7 separate regions of the Homo sapiens genome follow, and all the other regions are linked to region 1. The links are chromatin contacts, found by Hi-C or POLR2A ChIA-PET in ENCODE. All regions are on one chromosome and are shown on one strand. Each heading gives the region's core, a stretch centred on a gene start or an enhancer-like site at or near the end of the contact. The rest is flanking DNA. Distances are from core to core; before and after follow the strand shown.

Evidence for each region. A loop is a pair of places that touch in the nucleus more often than their neighbours do. ChIA-PET counts read pairs that join two places held with the same protein, here RNA polymerase II (POLR2A). Pooled maps may share reads with other maps.
Region 2: a loop to region 1 is called in a map of B cell, with 9 times the contacts of the local background. The contact joins the promoter of TNFAIP3 here to the promoter of BCLAF1 in region 1. A Hi-C loop is called at or near these places in 3 of 168 maps with a recorded cell type or tissue (B cell, ascending aorta and naive thymus-derived CD4-positive, alpha-beta T cell), 2 of 37 single-sample maps with no recorded cell type and 14 of 50 pooled maps. POLR2A ChIA-PET finds 5 or more read pairs at or near these places in 1 of 52 experiments (CD4-positive, alpha-beta T cell).
Region 3: a map with no recorded cell type shows a loop between it and region 1 (15-fold over the local background). The contact joins the enhancer-like site here to the promoter of BCLAF1 in region 1. A Hi-C loop is called at or near these places in 3 of 37 single-sample maps with no recorded cell type and 3 of 50 pooled maps.
Region 4: a map of natural killer cell shows a loop between it and region 1 (6-fold over the local background). The contact joins the enhancer-like site here to the promoter of BCLAF1 in region 1. A Hi-C loop is called at or near these places in 1 of 168 maps with a recorded cell type or tissue (natural killer cell) and 4 of 50 pooled maps. POLR2A ChIA-PET finds 5 or more read pairs at or near these places in 1 of 52 experiments (CD4-positive, alpha-beta memory T cell).
Region 5: a pooled map shows a loop between it and region 1 (6-fold over the local background). The contact joins the enhancer-like site here to the promoter of BCLAF1 in region 1. A Hi-C loop is called at or near these places in 1 of 37 single-sample maps with no recorded cell type and 6 of 50 pooled maps. POLR2A ChIA-PET finds 5 or more read pairs at or near these places in 1 of 52 experiments (RWPE1).
Region 6: a pooled map shows a loop between it and region 1 (4-fold over the local background). The contact joins the enhancer-like site here to the promoter of BCLAF1 in region 1. A Hi-C loop is called at or near these places in 1 of 37 single-sample maps with no recorded cell type and 5 of 50 pooled maps. POLR2A ChIA-PET finds 5 or more read pairs at or near these places in 6 of 52 experiments (CD4-positive, alpha-beta T cell, CD4-positive, alpha-beta memory T cell, CD8-positive, alpha-beta memory T cell and 3 more).
Region 7: a loop to region 1 is called in a pooled map, with 3 times the contacts of the local background. The contact joins the enhancer-like site here to the promoter of BCLAF1 in region 1. A Hi-C loop is called at or near these places in 4 of 37 single-sample maps with no recorded cell type and 6 of 50 pooled maps. POLR2A ChIA-PET finds 5 or more read pairs at or near these places in 3 of 52 experiments (BJ, activated CD4-positive, alpha-beta memory T cell and activated T-cell).

What each region holds. Positions count from the first base shown.
Region 1 is chr6:136,288,458-136,291,180 of GRCh38, reverse strand. BCLAF1 (BCL2 associated transcription factor 1) reads left to right here and starts at 1,335. Exons shown (of 13, transcript NM_014739.3): 1 at 1,335-1,468. It overlaps LOC124901408 (a long non-coding RNA gene), which reads right to left and starts at 1,167. Exons shown (of 4, transcript XR_007059784.1): 1 at 1,024-1,167. RefSeq lists enhancers at 640-759, 1,080-1,299, 664-1,863, 1,810-1,929, 1,348-1,944 and 2 more.
Region 2 is chr6:137,865,916-137,868,638 of GRCh38, reverse strand. It overlaps TNFAIP3 (TNF alpha induced protein 3), which reads right to left and starts at 1,380. Exons shown (of 9, transcript NM_001270508.2): 1 at 1,097-1,380. It overlaps WAKMAR2 (wound and keratinocyte migration associated lncRNA 2), which reads left to right and starts at 406. Exons shown (of 4, transcript NR_049793.1): 1 at 406-997; 2 at 1,755-2,056. RefSeq lists silencers at 834-933, 1,074-1,243, 1,484-1,623 and an enhancer at 1,704-1,843.
Region 3 is chr6:134,869,797-134,872,519 of GRCh38, reverse strand. The region is part of intron 2 of LOC101928277 (a long non-coding RNA gene); the gene reads left to right. Among named protein-coding and RNA genes, the nearest start is that of ALDH8A1, 79 kb to the left of the region's middle. Within about 2 kb of position 1,364, at least 3 of the 41 ENCODE cell types and tissues checked have a DNase peak (open chromatin) inside an H3K27ac peak, as active enhancers do.
Region 4 is chr6:137,707,299-137,710,021 of GRCh38, reverse strand. No RefSeq gene overlaps it. Among named protein-coding and RNA genes, the nearest start is that of LINC02539, 30 kb to the left of the region's middle. RefSeq lists a silencer at 2,230-2,279. Within about 2 kb of position 1,326, at least 15 of the 41 ENCODE cell types and tissues checked have a DNase peak (open chromatin) inside an H3K27ac peak, as active enhancers do; they include natural killer cell, where a contact is called at or near this core.
Region 5 is chr6:135,013,137-135,015,859 of GRCh38, reverse strand. The region is part of intron 4 of HBS1L (HBS1 like translational GTPase); the gene reads left to right. Among named protein-coding and RNA genes, the nearest start is that of MIR3662, 35 kb to the right of the region's middle. Within about 2 kb of position 1,364, at least 3 of the 41 ENCODE cell types and tissues checked have a DNase peak (open chromatin) inside an H3K27ac peak, as active enhancers do.
Region 6 is chr6:135,127,381-135,130,103 of GRCh38, reverse strand. No RefSeq gene overlaps it. Among named protein-coding and RNA genes, the nearest start is that of MYB, 53 kb to the left of the region's middle. Within about 2 kb of position 1,388, at least 3 of the 41 ENCODE cell types and tissues checked have a DNase peak (open chromatin) inside an H3K27ac peak, as active enhancers do; they include CD4-positive, alpha-beta T cell, where a contact is called at or near this core.
Region 7 is chr6:135,208,700-135,211,422 of GRCh38, reverse strand. The region is part of intron 15 of MYB (MYB proto-oncogene, transcription factor); the gene reads right to left. The region is part of intron 2 of LOC105378011 (a long non-coding RNA gene); the gene reads left to right. Among named protein-coding and RNA genes, the nearest start is that of MYB, 29 kb to the right of the region's middle. Within about 2 kb of position 1,407, at least 4 of the 41 ENCODE cell types and tissues checked have a DNase peak (open chromatin) inside an H3K27ac peak, as active enhancers do.

The sequences.
Region 1 (2,723 bases), core at 86-2,585:
AGCATGTATTGGGAGCGCCCCGACTCCCAATACATGCAGAATAGCAGACGTGTATTGAGCCCTTAGTTGTTTTTTTTTTAAATATAGTTCATTCACTCAACAAATATTTCTGAGAACCTGCGAATGCTTGGGACATCAGGGCACAACAAAAAGGCCAAGGATTTCTGTGTCCACATCCTGAGGTGGTAATGGGGTGAGGGACAGACTGTACAATAAAAAACCTACGATTCACTCCATGAAAATGTTGTCGTTTTTCTAGTTCAGCTGGTAAACTGGACTGTGAAGAAAGAATGCTCTAAGCACAGTGTTAAATTCACAACCAGGGCCCAATCCTAGTTTCGATTCACTCACTGACACCCTGGTTGCTAATTACAAGTCTGAAATCCATCAAGGTAGTTAACATCTCTAAACATCAAAGCAATAGCGGTTTTAGGCCCTAAGAAAGTGCAGCCCGGAGAAGTATTAATGCAAAATGTGCTACGGCTGTTATTTAAATTCTATTCAAATCGAATGTGGCTTGCCTATTTATAATCTGACTTATAATTCTGGACAACCAAGCTACGTTGGGCTGTGTTCCTCGGCTGCCACAAATCATCGTCACAGGCTGAAAGCTCAACTGCTTCGTGCTCTTTATTTTTTCATGCCTATGCCAACGTTGCCGATGTGGTAAAGCTGTCATCACGCCGCCAGAAGGGCGGCCTTCTTTGGCACGAGCAGCCTAAGAGGTTTCCGGCTGCTGCGGCTTGAGCTCCGATTTGATCAGACGCCACGAAAGGGATTTAGATCGTGGCCATTTTTCAACTAAGTGCGTCTGCCGAATTTAATAGCAAACCAAAAGCCACATTTTCTAATCTCCAGTTAGGCGTCCAAGAGGAAAAGTGGCGCTTGCTGGCTGAGGGAGCAGCGTGTCTGCAATTACAGCCACGTCTTGCCTCCTGGTCTTTTCCTCAGTGTGGGATTGTCTTTTTGTTTTTTGCCTGGTCTGAGCCGGCCCCACAGAAAGAACAGACCAGACGAGCTTACTGAGGTAAAACGCAGGGGCGGCGGTGAGGTCTAGGGGGTCTACTCAGAACGAGGCAGAGACACCAGCGAAAAGCGCCGTATGGCGAAGCTAACTCAGGCCTGACAAAACACCCACCCTACTCTACCGCCTCTCCGGCCAAGGCTGACGCTACGGGCCAGAGGGCGGAGCCGTCACATCTTCCCGCGAGACCAGCCACGCGACTTCCCAGAAGGCCGCAGGCAACATCTTAATAGCAGCCAGGAAGCCGGACCGGAGCGGAAGGGTGGGCGGGGCTTGCCCGCATATTTAGCGGCACCCGAGGCCACGCCCCAGATCGGAAGTGACGGAGACGTGCTAGCGCGTCGAAGGTAGCTCTATGGTTTTCCTCGCGTTCTTGAGTCGGGAAATGGCCGCTGTGTGGTTGCAACGGAGATAAATTCCCGGAACCGCGATTCGGCGTGTCAGGTAGGCCTCGCAATGTATTCAAGTTACTCCAGGGGCAGTGAAGACCGAGGACAGGCCATATTTTTGACTCTTTTGTGGGTGGTGTCGGGTTGGCGGCGAAAGGAGAACCAAGGAGACGTTGCGCCGTTATTTATGCGTTTTTTCGTTAGCTTCTCTCAGGTTTTCGAGGCACTACGGGCCGAAAAGGCCGGGCGGGGGCGCTGAGCAGTGCTAACGGCGGGCGCGCGCGTGTTTGCGAACCTGCCTGGAGACCCACAGCCCGCGCGGCCTCCCGTGCGCGTGCGCATATCTTCCTCTTCCACCCTTCCCCCATTTCTTCAGCCCGTACCTCTGCGCGCGCCCGACTGAACGCTCCGCGCACGCGCGCTCGTTCATTTTTCTCTCCCCCGCCTATGGCGCCGACGGCCGCTGGAGGTGCAACTTGTGTCCGCCTCTCATTGGCTGGGACTGCCACCTTTCTTCGTGGCCTGTGGGGTTTTGAGAAAATAACTGTGACCCGCAGCAAAGTGCGTTGAGTAGGTCTACCCCTTTTCGCGTGGTCTTTAAAACTGCCCTCCGGCTTCAGACCACCCGTCAGTTAATGCCTCGTTTTTGTGATGCTACTAGGTTTTAGTGCTCTGTTCTGCCTCTCGCTGCTGACCCTGGTTCTCTGGAGTTAATTTCGGTACCCGCGGCAACCTGCTGTTTTGAAGCGAGCGCGCGCTGTTGACTGGTGCTGGTTGCCTAGTTACGGTTCCCTAGCGAGAGGATTGGGTCTTAGCTGGTGGTTCTGAGCGTGGCCCTGCCCCATCCGGCTGAAAGTGCGGTTCTTCATGAGTACTAGCGAAGCCGAGTCTTTTCAAGTGATTCAGCCCATTTAGTCGTGTCAGAAATGTTGCAGCCACGATTGGTGGACAGCTGGTGTGAGAAATGGGTGGGAGTGGCGAATTGGACTTTGCCTTCATTTTAAATTCATGAGTTGGCTTGATTCGCTTTTAAGATTTATTTCTTCAGAATCAAGCTGAAGTACCAGCAGCTACTTTGCTACCTCAGACTTTTTTAAAAAGCATTTTAGAACTGGAAACAAATTAAGACTGAAGTTGAAAGCAAGTGTGGCTAACACTGACGAAAAAGATGAGCTACTTCAGACTTGTACCTCACTGCAACAGCCTCTTTTAAATTTTTTGGTGTTACAAAGCAAAACAAAATTTCTTGTTCCTCTTGTGAATTCTCATTTCAGTTCGACTTTAGTTGGAATGGTTAGGATACTGTTCAG
Region 2 (2,723 bases), core at 131-2,630, 1.6 Mb before region 1:
CACAGAACTTCTCCGTTACTCAAACTCTTCTCCCCCTTGTTTTATTTTTCCACTCTGGGCAGACATTTTTGTCTGCATTGTGGAAATTGATGAATTATTTATCAACAAATACCTCATCCAAATTTGGGGATGTGCCTCTCCAAAAAATCAAAAATAGTACAAAGAATTGAAAAAAAAATCAAAGCAGCACCTTAAACAATGAGAATGAAGCATTCATTGGCTGCTCAATAATCTGGTACATTAAGGTTGCGGTCCAGAAGTCCCTTTAATTAACAATGGTTCTGCCAAAATGCTACCCTGAGACACTTGACCAGACTGGCTTTCCAAGGCAAGAAGATCTGAGGCGAGGAGAACCGAAAACAAAGCGGGCTCAAAAAGAGTTAAGCTCCTTCCTTACTTAATGCCACTGCTTTTCTGAGAGGCCAGGTGGCAGGATGTGGGACGACTCCAGCTGACAAAGACAGTCTAACCGTGGGGTAGGGGCTGGAGCAGGGGCCAGCGACCCACGTCTACATGCATACTTCTCTTACACTGCTGCTACTGGAAAAGCTGAACCCCGCGCCAGGACCCCAGCCCCCTGCAAGGACCCGTGAGCGTCTGGGAAGCTGTCTCTGGGACTGAAGCCCCCCACCTCCGCCGGGCTGGCGGCCACTGCGGTACCCTACGCCCCGTCGGGCTGGTCCTGCACAATTTGGGAAAAAGCCGCAGCGCTTCTGCAAGGTCTACGTGGCCATGAGCATGCAACGCTTGGCTCCAAAAAAGACACGAAAGGAGCAAAGCGCCAACGACCACCCGATCGGAGGGCCCGAGGGGCGCCTCTTCACCAGTCAGCTGCAGCTTAAGTTCCGTGCATTATCTGAAAGGAACAGCTGGCTGGAGGTATCCAGGGCTGTCACTCCAACCTCTGCAGCAGTGACCTCAACTCCCAGCACTTCAAAACCCAGACAGAAACGTCCAACAAACTCCCAGTCCAGGAGCGCTGCAAAACCAACGCCAGGTAGACGGTGCCAGCCCGGGGGTCGCTGCCCAACATGCACCCGCAGCCCTTGACTGCGGTGAGCCCGAGGCAGACGGCACGGGGAGGCGCGGCGGTTACCTCTCCGGGAGGCGCGGCGGTTACCTCTCCGGGAGGCGCGGCGGTTACCTCTCCGGGCCCCGCGATCCTTTCGCAAAGTCCCAAGTCCTGGTCAAGGCAGGAGCGCGCCGCAGGCGGGGGTCGGGGCAGGGACCGGGCGGAGGCGACGCTCCATGGACGCCTGGGGTCGGGCTCGCTCGCTGGCAGGGTCGGCTGGGGGTGTGATCTCTCTTGGCGGCCGCTCTCACCGCTCCGCCCCCGCGGGCTCCAAGCTCGCTTGGCCCGCCACGAAGACTGCAGACTGCGCAGTCTGCTTTGCCCCGTTTCAGTTGTATGCGGGTTGTAGGCCCGGGGATTTCCACGGGACTTTCCAAAGTCACGTGACTCTCTGGGTCGGGCTGCGAAGTGCGTCCAGCCGGCCGCCAGAGGGCGCAGGGGGCGAGGGGCGCGCGCGGCCTCCGCCCGACCGGGCCTGCGGGCCCCGCCCCGCCCCCTTTCCCTGCCCCGCCCCGCTGCCCCGCCCCGCCCGGTCCCTGCAGGCGCCCGGAGAAACTCCCTCGCCCCGCCCCGGGGTGTCCCCGCGTGAGTCACCTGGGCATTTCGGAAGCTGGGGTCACGTCACATCCATGTGGAAATCGCGGTGATGGGAACTGGAAATGAAATAGGTTCTTTTTCGCAGTTGTTTTTCTGCAGAAAATCATCAACTGTGGAGAAGAAGAAGGGAAATAAGAAAGAAAGAAAACCCTAAAAACCACCCTGGCGCCCGGGCCCGCAGGCCTCGGGCCGGCTCTGAAAAGTTTGGGCTGTGCACGTGATGAGCGCGTAGGCGGGAGCCCCAGACAGGACCCGGGCGGGCATTTCGAGAAAAAGCAGCGGTGACAGCCTTTGGTCCCCATCTCCATTGTTCCTGCCAGCTCTGGACCCCAGGCTGCATGAGACGTAGGTCCCAGGGGACACCCGACCCCGTGGCCCCAGTCTTAGGTAAACTTAGGAATCAGAACAACACTCACCCCTATGCCGCGCTTGCTCCATTTCCCCTTGTCTATTTCTGCTCACCAAGCATCCAGCTGACATTGCATTCAAAGCAGCATTTCAGCTTAGAAATCGCTTCTAGTCCATCACGGTGCTTGCCATGTGTCTCCAAGGCTTTATTAGGTGTGTTTTTAGTTGTCCTGATAATCAGTTCACCCCAGGGTGCTGATGGCTGATAATACTGGCGCTTCCCTCCCTACCCCCATGCGTTGCACAGGGAGGGTGAGTCATGTGGAGATGGATGCAGCCCCCTGGGCAGTGGGGGTGCAGGTGCTGTGCAGGGAGGAGTCTTAGGGCGTTTTTACTGTCTTACTGCCCTCTAAGCACGGGACCCTTTGGATCATTTACTAGATTGGCTAAACTAGAACCGGATGGAAATATTCTGTACTATGGTCCCCTTAATTACATTTAAGAATACTTGTCAGGCCATATATCACAGGTTTTTAATTAGAAAAGTATCCTCCTCTCGCCAGTAAGGACTTGCAGAGATGGGGGTGGGGGCTGGATGGAGGGTGGCACTTTTTTGGCAAAAAGAAGTTTGGAGCAGAGTGTCACTAGTGGCCTCTCTGAAGACTGGTCCTCGTCTTTTAAAACCGATGGCTGGAATTTCTTCCAG
Region 3 (2,723 bases), core at 115-2,614, 1.4 Mb after region 1:
CAATAGCTGGGCAGTTTATTGAGGCTTAACCTTGTGGTTAACTACCTGCAAGTTACAGAAGTAGCTAGTTAGTCACCATTCCATGTGGGGCCAAGCCATAGGGAAAGACCTGAAGGAGGAAGGATGACCTTCTCCAACCACGTGTGGGGACAAAAGGTAACCTGTTGTTGCCTGCCCCAATGCCCCTAAAGGTAGGAAAATAAAAACCTGGCTTAATGTATAAAGCAGCATTGGGGTAACGTCACCTTGGGGTGGTTGCCCGCCATAACCTGGAGTTGTTGCTCCCTGTAGTACTGCTGTGGCCTCTGGATCCAGGGTTCTGCCCTGCAGGCATGTCTCCCACTAGAACTCCCTTGGCCTACAGGGTGGAATGTAAGGCCTATATGTCAGACCTGTGTGTCCAAAGCCTATGTCTCGCTCAGCCTAGGGGGTGGAGTGTAAGGAAAATGGATTTGCTGCAGTCAAGAATAGGCCAAAGGCCGGGCACGGTGGCTCACGCCTGTAATCCCAGCACTTTGGGAGGCCGAGGCGGGTGGATCATGAGGTCAGGAGATCGAGACCATCCTGGCTAACAAGGTGAAACCCCGTCTCTACTAAAAATACAAAAAATTAGCCGGGCGCGGTGGCGGGCGCCTGTAGTCCCAGCTACTCGGGAGGCTGAGGCAGGAGAATGGCGTGAACCCGGGAAGCGGAGCTTGCAGTGAGCCGAGATTGCGCCACTGCAGTCCGCAGTCCGGCCTGGGCGACAGAGCGAGACTCCGTCTCAAAAAAAAAAAAAAAAAAAAAAAAAAGAATAGGCCAAGGTAGATATCCAGTCCAGCATGACTGAGCAAGTTTGGAGCACAGGAGCACAACTCCACACATTATGTAATCACACCATGTGAGGCGCATTAGGTGATCACCCACATGAGCTTGTGCTTGGCTCGGACCCACTATTGTCTGTACAAGGTATAATTACCCTACTGATGCTGTACATACAGCTTGCACCTGGGCTCACTCGTGCCCAGAGGGAGAGTAAAGCCATGTCGAAACTGTCTACGATTCCTCGAGTGTTTTTCCAGCTACCCACCACTCACCCACTGACTCCCCTCAGACCTCAGTTAGAACCTGACACTGACTAAGACACAGTCATAGCTCAGAGGATGTTTGATTTCTTATCCTGGACACTGAAAGCAGTTACATGGATTCTAGCATACTTTGGCATAATTTCTCCTCCTGCATACCTTATGGGGTGAGGATATAGAATATGTCCCCGTTGCTAATCTCTAAGTGAACTCTGTACCTTTAAATCTTCATGGACAAGCATCCTTGTGGTTTTCACCAGGTGCACTCAATCTAGAACAGGAAGGAGTGTGGATGAAGTTTCTTGTGTTAAGCAATAACAGATGTATGTATCCAGTGCTGTGCCGGTCAATGTTTAAAGCTCAGCTCTGGTGGAGGTGGGGTCTAGGAAGCCCTGATTTGTAGCGTTTGCCATTTTCTGTGGTGTAAATATTTTTACCATGCTGATTTTAAACCAAAAGTGTAACATCATTGAACATACTTTGGGAAGAGATGCTACCCAGCTCTTGCAAGCTGATGCGAACTGGTTCCAGCACCTCCCAGTTTACACCCAGTTACAGACAGATTGGGATAAACACATTTATGTTACAGTGGGAATTTCATAGGTTAAAACATTACAGTAAAGAAGTTTGACGGGAAAGTCATTGTGGGGGTATTATTAGTCAGCAGGTGACTATAAATAGGAAGCACAGGTGTGTTTGTGTTCTCAGTGGAGGGCCCTGCTGCTGTTCACTCACTCCGGGTTTCAGATGCAAAGTGAAGGCAGCCTGGTGATCCTAGAATCCTGATACATTGTCACAGCGTCTGAACTATTGGATATGTTGGCTTACTATTTGCAAATAAAGCTTCAGTTATAGCTTGAAGCTTATTTTATCCTTTCTCAAATTAGTTTTATGTCGAATTAGCAACATAAGGTGAGAATGAAAAAATTAACTAAAAATGACAGAACAACTAACGTGGTTTCTTGTTTTCCTTCTTTTCTTCTTTTTTTTTGTTTTTTGTTTTATGTTGTTTTTGAGACAGTCTTGCTCTGTCTTTCAGGCTGGAATGCAGTGGTCCAATCTCGGCTTACTGCAACCTCTGCCTCCCAGGTTCAAGTGATTCTCCTGCCTCAGCCTCCTGAGTACCTGGGATTACAGGCTTGTGCCACCACGCCCCACTAATTTTTTTTTTGAAACAGTATCTCACTCTATTGCCCAGGCTGGAGTGCAGTGGCACGATCATGGTTCACTGCAACCTCCACCTCCTGGGCTCAAACGATTCTCATGCCTCAGCCTCACGAGTAGCTGGTACTAGAGGCGTGTGCCACCATGCCCGGCTAATTTTTTGTATTTTTAGTTGAGACGGGTTTTCACCATGTTGCCCAGGCTAGTCTCGAACTCCTGAGCTCAGGCAGTCTGCCCACCTCGGCATTCCAAAGTGCTAGGGCTACAGGCGTGAGCCACCATGCCCGGCCATAATTTTTGCATTTTTAGTAGACACGGGGTTTCACCATGTTGGCCAGGCTGGTCTTGAGCTCCTCACCTCAAGTGATCCACCTGCCTCAGCCTCCCGAAGTGCTAGGATTACAGGCATGAGCCACACCCCCGGCCAACTAACATGGTTTCATTGAAGTTCTCTGAATATACTCCTGAAATTTGACCAAAATCATATAACCAAAT
Region 4 (2,723 bases), core at 77-2,576, 1.4 Mb before region 1:
CCTGAAACATTTGTTTAATGAATGAATATCCTGTTACAGGTTGCCCCAGGACTTCAGAGCCCTGATGAGGACTGATACTTAAATGACATCAGATATTAACCCCAATGAGTTTGTGCTTCCTTCAATCTGCAGGGCTTCATTCAACCTGAAGTTGCCCCCTGGAGGGCCCTGAGCACATCCAGGCCTAAGCCTTCGCGTTAGTCTGCTCAGGCTGCTGTAACAAAAGATCGTAGCCTGGGTGGCTTAAACAACAGAAATCTATTTCTCACAGTTCTGGAGGCTGGGAAGTCAAAAATCAAGGTGCTGGCTAATTCGGTTCCCTGGTGAAGGCTGTCTTTCTGGCTTGCACACATTTGTCGTCTTGCAACATGGTCACATGCCTTTCTTTGGTGCACGTTCACACAGAGAGAGAGAGAAAGAGAGGGAGAGAGAGAGAGACCTCTTCCTTCCATAATAAGGTCATAAGGCCACCAGTCATACAGGATTAGGGCCCCACCCTTATGCCCTCGTTTAACCTTAACTACCTCCTAAAGACCTGTCTCCAAATATAGTCACATTGGGAGCTAGGACTTCAATATATGAATTTTGAAGGGATAAAATTCAGTCCATAGAAGACCTAATTTCTTCTTCCCGCACAATGTCACTTTCCTTTTTTAATGTTATTATTAACTTTTAAAAAATGTATACATCTCCTGTAAAATCCACATTTTAATCCTTTGTTATTCCTGGCTTGCTTCACTCATTGATTCTACCTACCCAGCCCCTTTAGACATTAAAGTTTTTATCCGATGCCCATTGATTTAACCAGGGACTATATTTTCCAAACTGAAACTCAGGACATACAACATTATCACTATGAATATGCTTATGGAAGAGTAGAACAAAAAGCCAGAAATTGGGATTGTCTTGGAATAGTATGGATATGCAGAAAATGATGATAAATAACCGAATTCTCCATATTTGTATGACAGTGATTGAGAAGAGTATTAATGTAGCTTGATGCTTGGTGCCACTCAAACCCACCAAAAGTTCTATTTGCCCATTTAGATGTTTTGATGGTGAGGAGCTTGTTGGTGTTGGGCTGTGGAAGATACAAAGGTTGAAGACAGATGCTGTTCTCCATGATAGAGCTTTGCAAGTTTTCTTTGGCCCATGATGTAAAGCAAGAAATTTTACTTTACAACCCTGCAGACTGTGATGCATTCTGATCTGTTCTATTCTATTCTATTCTTTCTACAATGGGTGTTATAGCCTACATAATTGGTTTTCAAAACATGACTCTATTGCTATGTGCATTGGAAAAAACACAGTTCTTGTGGGCTGGGTCCAATAGGTTTTGGTTTCCTTTCTGTTAAAAAATATTTTGATTAGCATGAAGGTCTTTTTGTTTGTTTATTTTTGTGTTTTAATACATGTAGGTACTAGACTAGTATCTAGAAATAATTTCATGCTCTTAGAAACGTATCTGCTGGAACTTTTCTATTCACAGATCAGAGATTTTTGGAACTGGAAGGAACTGCAGGGGTCAAGTCAGAATACATGGCTCAGGAGTCTTTATGTTGAAGCTCCAGTGTTTGGATGCAGTGATCTTAAAAACGCAATTCACAAAAATTGTTCTCTTTGTTTTTTGACTCTTCTAACAGAACTCATCTTCAATTTAGTTTGCTAATTGCCTGTGTGCCATGATCTTGTTCTCCTTTGCAGAGCTCACAGGATGGGTTTTTGTTTTGTTTTGTTTTGTTTTGTTTTTAGTTTCCTTGCTGTTTTTCCAGGTCACAGCACCGCAGTCGATTGGTGATTGTGGTTTGAGGTCACCTACAGAAGGCGGGGCGGGGAACCCAAAGATTTTATTGCACACCTCAAATTGCTCTCTGATGACACCAAGAGCGTCAAAGTCCTGAGGCCGAGTTGTCAGTGAACATTCGCCAGGAAAAGCAGGGGTGAAGCTGCTTATGGGCGAAGATGAATCCCGTGCTGCCATCTATTGGTAATGTCATGAAACAGCAATTTTTAATACCACCTGATTTTTAAAAAATTTGTTTTGGGGGGAACTATAGTTCACTGTTACCTGTTCTCCAAATTTATATTTCCCAAGAAGTCTTGATTTCAAGTGAAGGAATCTGTGGATGGGAATGACCCATCTTTAACCCTAATGAACTTTGTCTGTAAAGTGAACCAAGGGGACAGGGGAATTCCCACACCGTCTCATTACTGCCCAAGCCGACACACTTCCCTTTGAGGATGGTTTGAGGGAAGGAGGGACTGTCTGCTTGTCAGAGGGATTTCAAAGAACACACTGTTCTCATCCTTCAGATCTTGCCGATTGCTTCATGGGCTGCCCGAGATTACCATATGTTTTTTGCAAAGGGTGACTTCAAAACAAAACAGAATAGACCCTCTCTGTTTTGAAGCCTGTTGATTCTAAATGCTACACCATTGCAAATAGTTCTCTGGGTTTATTTATTAGCAAGGGAAGCCAGACATCAAGGACCAACCACTTCCATTTTAAAAAGATCCCTGTTCATTAAAAATAAAAATAAAGTAGCCTGGAGTGCAGCGGGGTGATCATGACTCATTGCAGCCTTGACTTCCTGGGTTCAAGTGATCCTCCCGCCTCAGCCTCCACTCCCGGTTAGTTTTTTGTATTTTTTGTAGAAACAAAGTCTCGCTTTTTTGCCCAGGCTGGCCTCGAACTCCTGGACTCAAGCGATCCTCCTGCCGCA
Region 5 (2,723 bases), core at 115-2,614, 1.3 Mb after region 1:
TATAATCCCAGCACTTTGGGAGGCTGAGGTGGGTGGATTGCTTGAGCTCAGGAGTTCAAGACCAGCCTGGGCAACACAGCGAAACCCCATGTCTACTAAAATACAAAACAATTAGCTGGGCGTGATGGCGTGTGCCTGTAGTCCCAGCTACTGGGGAGGCTGAGGCAGGAGAATTGCTTGAACCCGGGAGGCAGAGGTTGCAGTGAGCCAAGATCACGCTACTGCACTCCAGCCTGGGCAACAGAACGAGACTCTGTCCCCCAAGAAAAATAAATAAATCAGTATGTGTGTGTATATTTACATTTAGAGGCACTTTGTTGGCAGTTTTTGTATACATTCAACTTCAAAATCACCCTGCTTCAGTTACCTTGGGAATACCACTTCCATGAGGTCCTGAGATTTAGAGGACAGAGAGTGGAAAGGGGAGGGTGCCGTGGAAGCAACCTAGAGAACACCAGAGCGAGAACTCCACTAATCAGCCATGTGAACTTTGGAATCTCACTTAAATTTTCATCTGTAAAATGATGGACAAGACCAAATGACCTCTAACATATGGCTCTCCAACTGTATGATATGTGAATCTCAATTCTATGTAAGGATTCTATGAGGAAGGTAAATACTTGTTTTCAGCCTCCCTCTCTATTGAGTATTAAGAGTTCCTTCATTGGCTGCCTTCTCATTCTTCATTTTCGATAAGCAATCTAGGTCTTGAATTGCTTCATGTGTTTTAATGTTGGTAAACATTCCTGTAAACCTGATTATCCAACTGTTTTCTATGGATTTCTATCTGTATGTCTGGGTTGTTTTTTGTTTATTTGATTTTTTGAGACAGGGTCTTGCTCTGCCGCTCAGGGTGGAGTACAGTGGCATGATCTTGGCTCACTGCAACCTCCGCCTCCCGGGCTCAAGCAATCCATCTTCCTCAGCCTCCCGAGTACCTAGGACTACAGGCGTGTACCACTATGCCCAGCTAATTTTTTTGTGGTTTTTTTTTTTTTTTTTTTTTTTGTAGAGACAGTTTCTCCGTGTTGCCCAGGCTGGTCTTGAACTCCTGGGCTCAGGTGATCTGCCCACCTCAGTCTCCCAAGGTGATGGGATTACAGGCATGAGCCACTGTAGCCGGCCTCTATCTGTATGTCTTAAAGGAATCTCTGACCAAATGTGTCTATATTCATGAACAGTGTCTAGGTTAGAGTCATAGCAGTCATTGAGGTTCCTATGTTTTGCCTTCCTAAGATTTAATTAATCTCCATGTTCTATTAATGTATTGACTCTCATGTCTGTTCCTTCTTACTCATTTCCGGTACTATAGTACTTGTTCAGCTGCAGTCACAGTGGTTGTGGTCTCCTAGAAACTTATCTTAATTTCTCTGTCTCTTTTTTTCGTTTCATCTTATCGTACTGTTCATCACATCTGTTAGAATGAAAGCTATCTAAAAACAGTCTGTCACTCACCTTTGTGTCCTCAGTGCCAAGAACATGCTATAATTTAACCTGAAAAACTCTGAAGATCCAAGATCGTATCTAGGCAGTCTTTCATAAAATAAAATTTTTGGTGACAGTTTCTGCTTAGGAGGAGGAAGCAGAGTTCCTTTATGGACTGTTGTAATTTTGTGCTGAATGAAAGGAGTAAGAGAAATAAGATTCTGACCAGCAGACTTCTCTTAGTTTCCTGGAAGGTATTTCCTGTTTGTTCATGGCATCACCATCTACCCTTTCTTTCTTGGCAGAAAATCTGAGGACTGTCCTTTCTCTCATCTCCTCTGTTCATTCAGATATCAAGGATTCATGATTTTACCTTGTACACTTGTCCCTTGTTTCCTTGGGTTTCGGCTCTGGTACCCCCCTCCATCAAGCATCTGCTGATGCTTAAATCCCTGATATAAAATGTCATCGTATTTGCATATAACCTATGCATATCTTCCTGTATACTTCTACATCATCTGTAGATTACTTTTTTAAATTACCATTACATGAAAAGGAATCTAGATTATAAGTAATCTAGATACCAAATACTATGTAAATAGTAGTTAAATACTTATTTGTAAATTTTTTCAAATATTTTCAATTTGTGTTTGGTCTAATCCATGGATGCAGAACCCAAGGATATGAAGGTCTGACTGTAATATCTTTTAAAGTAAAGTCTCTTAAATATTCCTTTCTCTATCTCCATTGCTCTTAGATCACTGTAGAATTTCTTACATGTATTTGTACAACAATCTTCTAACTGCTTTCCTTTCAATCTTGCCTCCACAATCCATTTTCTATTCTGGGGTCAGAGTAAGTTTTAAAAGTATGATATGTTTCTCCAACGCTTAAATTCCTTCAGTGGCTCTTATGTTTCAAGATCAAGTGAAATATTAGACATGGTTCTAAATGAGTTACCTGCTTTTCTAATCTTATGTCTCACCACATTCTTGGGTCTGTTTATTTCAGTACCTAGCTCAGTGTCACACAGTTGGCATTTCTCGCCTTCCCTTCATGAATGAATATGTGATAGGTAGAGAGTAATTTGTGTTTGTAAATGTCCTGGTATCACATGAGAAAAAGAAGTTGGCATTTTGGTGACTGGCAGAGACCCACGGACTGTGTGCTTTCATATGTGCCAGTCATTACATGTACTTTACATGTATTGGCTCATTTAATTCTCAGTTCTCCTAACATCTTTGTTAGGCAGATACTATTATTTTATGGACGAGGAAACTAGGCATAGAGAAAAGTTG
Region 6 (2,723 bases), core at 139-2,638, 1.2 Mb after region 1:
GCTAAGTTTCTTTCCCTATATCATGGGGATATTAAGAGTACCTGTCTCAGATTACATGCCTGTAATCCCAGCACTTTGGGAGGCTGAGGCGGGTGGATCATGAGGTCAGGAGTTTGAGACCAATCTGGCCAACATAGTGAAACCCTGTCTCTAATAAAAATACAAAAAATTAGCTGGGTATGGTGGTGTTTTTGCCTGTAATCCCAGCTACTCGAGAGGCTGAGGCAGGAGAATCGTGTGAACCTGGAGGTGGAGGTTGCAGTGAGGTGAGATTGCGCCATTACACTCCAGCCTGGGCGACCGTGTGGGCTTGAGACTCTGTCTCAAAAAAAAAAACAAAACAAAAAAAACAAAAAAGGAGTACCTGCCTCATGAGCTTTCTGTGAGGATGAAATGAATTAATGCATGTGTCTTTGAATAGGTTCCTTGGAAAACTGCCTAAGGCAAAAGCTTCTGTGTTAATTTTTTATTAGGGAGTGCAATCCCAGGAGGCAAGAGAGGGGAAAAGGAATGTAAGACAGGAGAGGAGGGAGAGCAAATACAGAGGGTGCATTGCGCTGCTGGCCCGTCTTCCTGATCACTTGGTCTCACAGAACTGCTCCAAGGCTGTATGAAAACATCTAGAAACAGGCCCTCAGAAAGGAGGAAGAGCAAGCTATTCATCTGTCGGCTCCTTCCTGTCTCCTTTCTTTCATAGGTCAAAGTAGACCTATGGAGTTGGAACTCCACCACCTGTAAGAGCTGCATTAGCTGGCCCTCTGGGCAGCTGCTAGGAAAACCAGAATCTCCACAAGGCCAGTCAAGCCAGTGTGCAGGTCCAGTGGTCTCTGTCAGTCACAGCCCTACATGGTGGCTCCTTCCTCTTTAGCTACAGCGGCTACGGCAGCTGTGGCTTCACAGCCACAGGAACAATCTGAGCTGTATTGTTGGAGCCTGGATTCTTCTAGATATTCTCAAACCTAGAAACTAGTTGCTGCTCCCTCAGCAAAGTTTTTTTGTATGTGTTTGAGGGACATATTTGTTTTTGGCTCTGCCTGGTCTCTCTGTCTCCTACACTGTCCTTGAGATCTTCAAATATCTTTTTTTTTTTTTTTTTTGGTCATTTGGAGCTCAACTCAAATGTCACCTTCTCAGAAAGGCCTTCCAATGATGGGTGTAACTTTCCTTGTTCTCAGACATAAAGAGATGCATGTATATCCTTCTTCCCTTAAACTCTTAACCCTGTTTTTAAAATGCATCTACTTTTGTCCCACAGATGAGGACATTTTATATTACAAGAGGAAAAGGCGAGAATCGGGGCCTGCGGCTCACTCTCACACTCTGCAGCCTGGCAGTTCACAGCCAAACCACAAATGGAACTAATGTCTCACTATTGGCTTCCCATCACATCTGACCTATTATGAATCAACCCCCTTTCCCTATCAATGTCAAAACTGGCTTGTTCAGGATGTGAAAAGATGTCATTTCTCTTCCTGTTTCTTTTTCATTCTCTTTAAAACAATTAAGGTTGACTTTGAAGTCTTGGCTTATAGTAAATTTAGTGCTGGCAGTGAAATTTGGAAAGAAAAATCAGCCACTTACAAATATAAAAGATGCTTTTTACTTTATTTCTTTCCACTTCATCTCTCTATGCCTCCCTCCTCATAGAACATGTGTATAGTAACCCCCACCCTGCCACCCTGGGCTACTACAAGCTCAGTTCTTTGTTCCAGGTAATTGTTCCTGGAATGGTTTCTAACCCTCTTTGGTCAACACATGCTAAGTTACTCACAAGGCTCGAGAATTCATATTTTGTGATAAAGATAATGTGTGATTATAAAATAAAAGATCTAATATTTCCATTATAATCACCCTCTAATTTAATTTAGGGTTCTTTCAGGACTTTTTTTTTCTTTTTCTCTGCTTTCTTATTTGATCCACTTCCAAGCAACTTCTGTATAAAGGATAATGGTCAGAACTGACACCTTAACTTAATAAATCCAGAAATAAACACTCTCATAATGGATTGAATTCCTTGGCTTCCATGCAGCACAATCGTCTGTCTGTTAAGCACTCAGTTCTTTTTTAAATTTTTAAAAAATTTTTTATTATTTCAATAATTTTGGGGGACAGGTGGTGTTTGGTTACATGGATAAGTTCTTTAGTGGTGATTTCTGAGATTTTGGTGCACCCATCACCTGAGCAGTGGACACTGTACCCAATGTGTAGTCTTTTATCCCCTACCCCTCTCCCATCCTTCCCCCCAAGTCCCTAGAATCCATTCTATCATTCTTATGCCTTAAGTCCTCATAGCTTAGCTCCCACATATGAGTGAGAACATATGATGTTTGGTTTGCCATTTCTGAGTTACTTCACTTAGAATAATGGTCTTCAACTCCATCCAGGTTGCTGCAAATGCCATTATTATTATTATTATTATTATTATTATTATTATTATTATTTGAGAAGGAGTTCTGCTCTTGTTGCCCGGGCTGGTGTGCAAAGGCATGATCTCAGTTCACCGCAACCTCTGCCTCCTGGGTTCAAGTGATTCTCCTGCCTCAGCCTCCCAAGTAGCTGGAATTACAAGCATGCGCCACTACGCCCAGCTAATTTTGTATTTTTAGTAGAGTCGGTGTTTCTCCATGTTGGTCAGGCTGGTCTCAAACTCCTGACCTCAGGTGATTTGCCCACCTCAGCCTCCCAAAGTGCTGGGATTAGAGACGTGAACCACCGCACCTGGC
Region 7 (2,723 bases), core at 158-2,657, 1.1 Mb after region 1:
GGCATTCTGACTCTGAGCTCAACATAGCTTCTCCCTTCACTTAGCCCTTCTCAGTTCAACCCAAAAGCTATACACAGAAAAGCTGCTTAATTTATAACATTTTTTGAAAGCAGGTCACTGAATTACTACTGACAGCCACGTGAATTTCTGCCAGGGTAAGTGGAAAAAAGTGACCAAAAGGGAGAACCAAATGAGTGTGCAGGCATCCAGGGGAGCGGGTCAGCACAGCACACTAGATGAAAAAGGCTCGGAAAGATCTCTGTCGTGTGCAGACGGTTTCCATGTCTGTTTAAATGACAACACGAACAGCAGAAAAATAGAGAAAACCAGTAAATCAGTTGCTTCATCTCCATCATACCGCGAGGTCTGACTACCTTTATTTCAAGGAATCAGTTGAATCAGCTCTCTCTTTTGGTGACCCACTGACACAGTTCTGTAAGAGTGGGACAGGGAATAGCATGCCAGAGGAAATAATATACCACAATGAAAAAAACAAACAAAAACCCGAAAAACAAAAAACCACCCTGGCCTTTGGTGAGGGCTCCTTGCCTGCATTTCAAGGACAGGGACTATGTGGCGACTCTGCCTAATAATATCACCTGTGTATAGTGGCAAGTGTGCCGCCATCTTGAAAGCAATATTATATCCATTTGATCTTCACAGTAACCTGTGTGATGAGTGAAGGATATTCCATGGTCCCAAACTTATACTTTGCTTAATTGTGTTCACTTGATGAATTAAAGTCATGCCGTTTGAAAACAGTGGAGTCTAGCCTGGAACCCAGGTTCTGTTGCCCCCATGCTTGTTTATTATACTGCTCAGCAGTGCCTATCAGGCAAAAAGGGCTTGCCTTATTTTTTTGAAAAATATAAAAGTTCATAGACAAATAACAAAATAGGAGCAATCTAAAACACGCTGAACCGAAAGCTGAGGGGAGTATCAACTGCTAGCAACATTTTTAAATTCTTTGATACTGTGTAAATGTGTTTAAATAATAATGGCTGGAGAAATTTCTTTAACTTAAACTCCTTGTTTTAAAAAAGTCAGGCCATGGGCAAGCCAAGTCAGGAAATTAAAATTTAAGGCTGTCATTCTGTGGTTACGAAAAAGAGGCAAGTGAGTGAGTAGAAAGCCTATGAACACATCTTTTACACTTGGGTTTTAAATAGGAATAAAAGGAAATTATAATTTAAGAGAAAAATACAGAAGTTCAGAAGGCTTATAACTTAAAGCACGGTTTTTGATCTACCAATAAAAATGTCTACCTTAAGGAAAGTTGATTAGCATAATGTGCTTTTTTCAAAACAAAGGAAATGGAAAGCACGCTGAGGAAAGCAGGCAACTCTTTTCTCCTTGCTGAGGAGGGAGCTATGCGTCTGCCTCGGTCTCTCTCGGGTAACTACTGAAGGGCAGAATCCAGCAGCATTCCACAGTGCCTTTCATACCACAAATGCACGCTTTCTAGGCTGAATGTTTTCTCTACTTCCTCATTTGTGACCATTTTATAAGCTTCTAGACTCTATCCTCTACCCCACACAATGTGGAGAAAAGGCTGAATACTGACAATGATATGACATGAAAATCTCATATATTCTGAGCCACATGAAAGACACAAATATGAAAAACATCTCAGAACATTTTTATTATAAGAATATCCTGTTTGCTTTTACAATTTAAAATTAAAACAACTGTGAAAATATAAAAGAAACATAACAATTATAAGATTATGTAGCTGTTGCAAATTCCTTTTGGAAAAAGACTAAGTAATTAAAAAAACAAACATAACATGAGTGTACATAATGGCTTATAAAAGCCTCTATTTAAGCACTGTAGATTATAGATTAGGGGATACATGGAGAGCTCTGGATTATTAAAATTCACTGAGTCTTGGCTAGGTGTGGCAGCTCACGCCTGTAATCCTAGCACTTTGGGAGGCTGAGACAGGCAGATCACCTGAGGTTGGGAGTTTGAGCCTGGCCTGGCCAACATGGTGAAACCATGTCTCTACTAAAAATACGAAAATTAGCTGAGTGTGGTGGTGGGTGCCTGTAATCCCAACTACTTGGGAAACTGAGGCAGGAGAATAGCTTGGACCAAGGAGGTGGAGGTTGCAGTAAGCCAAGATTGTACCACTGCACTGCAGCCTGGGTGACAGAGTGAGACTCTGTCTCAAAACAAAACAAAAAAAATTATTTGTATCTCAATGACAAACCACATAACAATGGACAGACTTAGCACCCTGATTTTGGTGTCTATGTACCATTTCTCACTAAGAGGATTCAGAGCACCATGGGGAAATGGCTGATTCCAGTAAGAGAGTAAGGAAATGTGGCTATTAAATTAAAGCAACTTAAATTAATTCAAATTGAAAATTCTGCTCCTCAGCAGCACTTGCCATATTTCAAGTGCTCAAAAGCCACTGGCTATCATAGTGGATAGCAGCATATTAGATATTTCCTTCACATCACTGTAGAAGTTCTATTAGACAGCACTGGACTAGAGAGTAAAAGAGATTTAAGAGGCTTAACCAAATGCAATGTGTGAAATTGTTTCAATTTTGATTCTTTTTTGGATTAATGGGAAAATTTAAATATACCTGAGAATGAGAAGATTAAAGAATTATTGTTAAATATGTAATGATGGTATTAGGTTATATATAAAAATGTCTATTTTTAGAGACACATCTGGAAGTACATGAGAATAAAATGTTATATTAGTTGGAA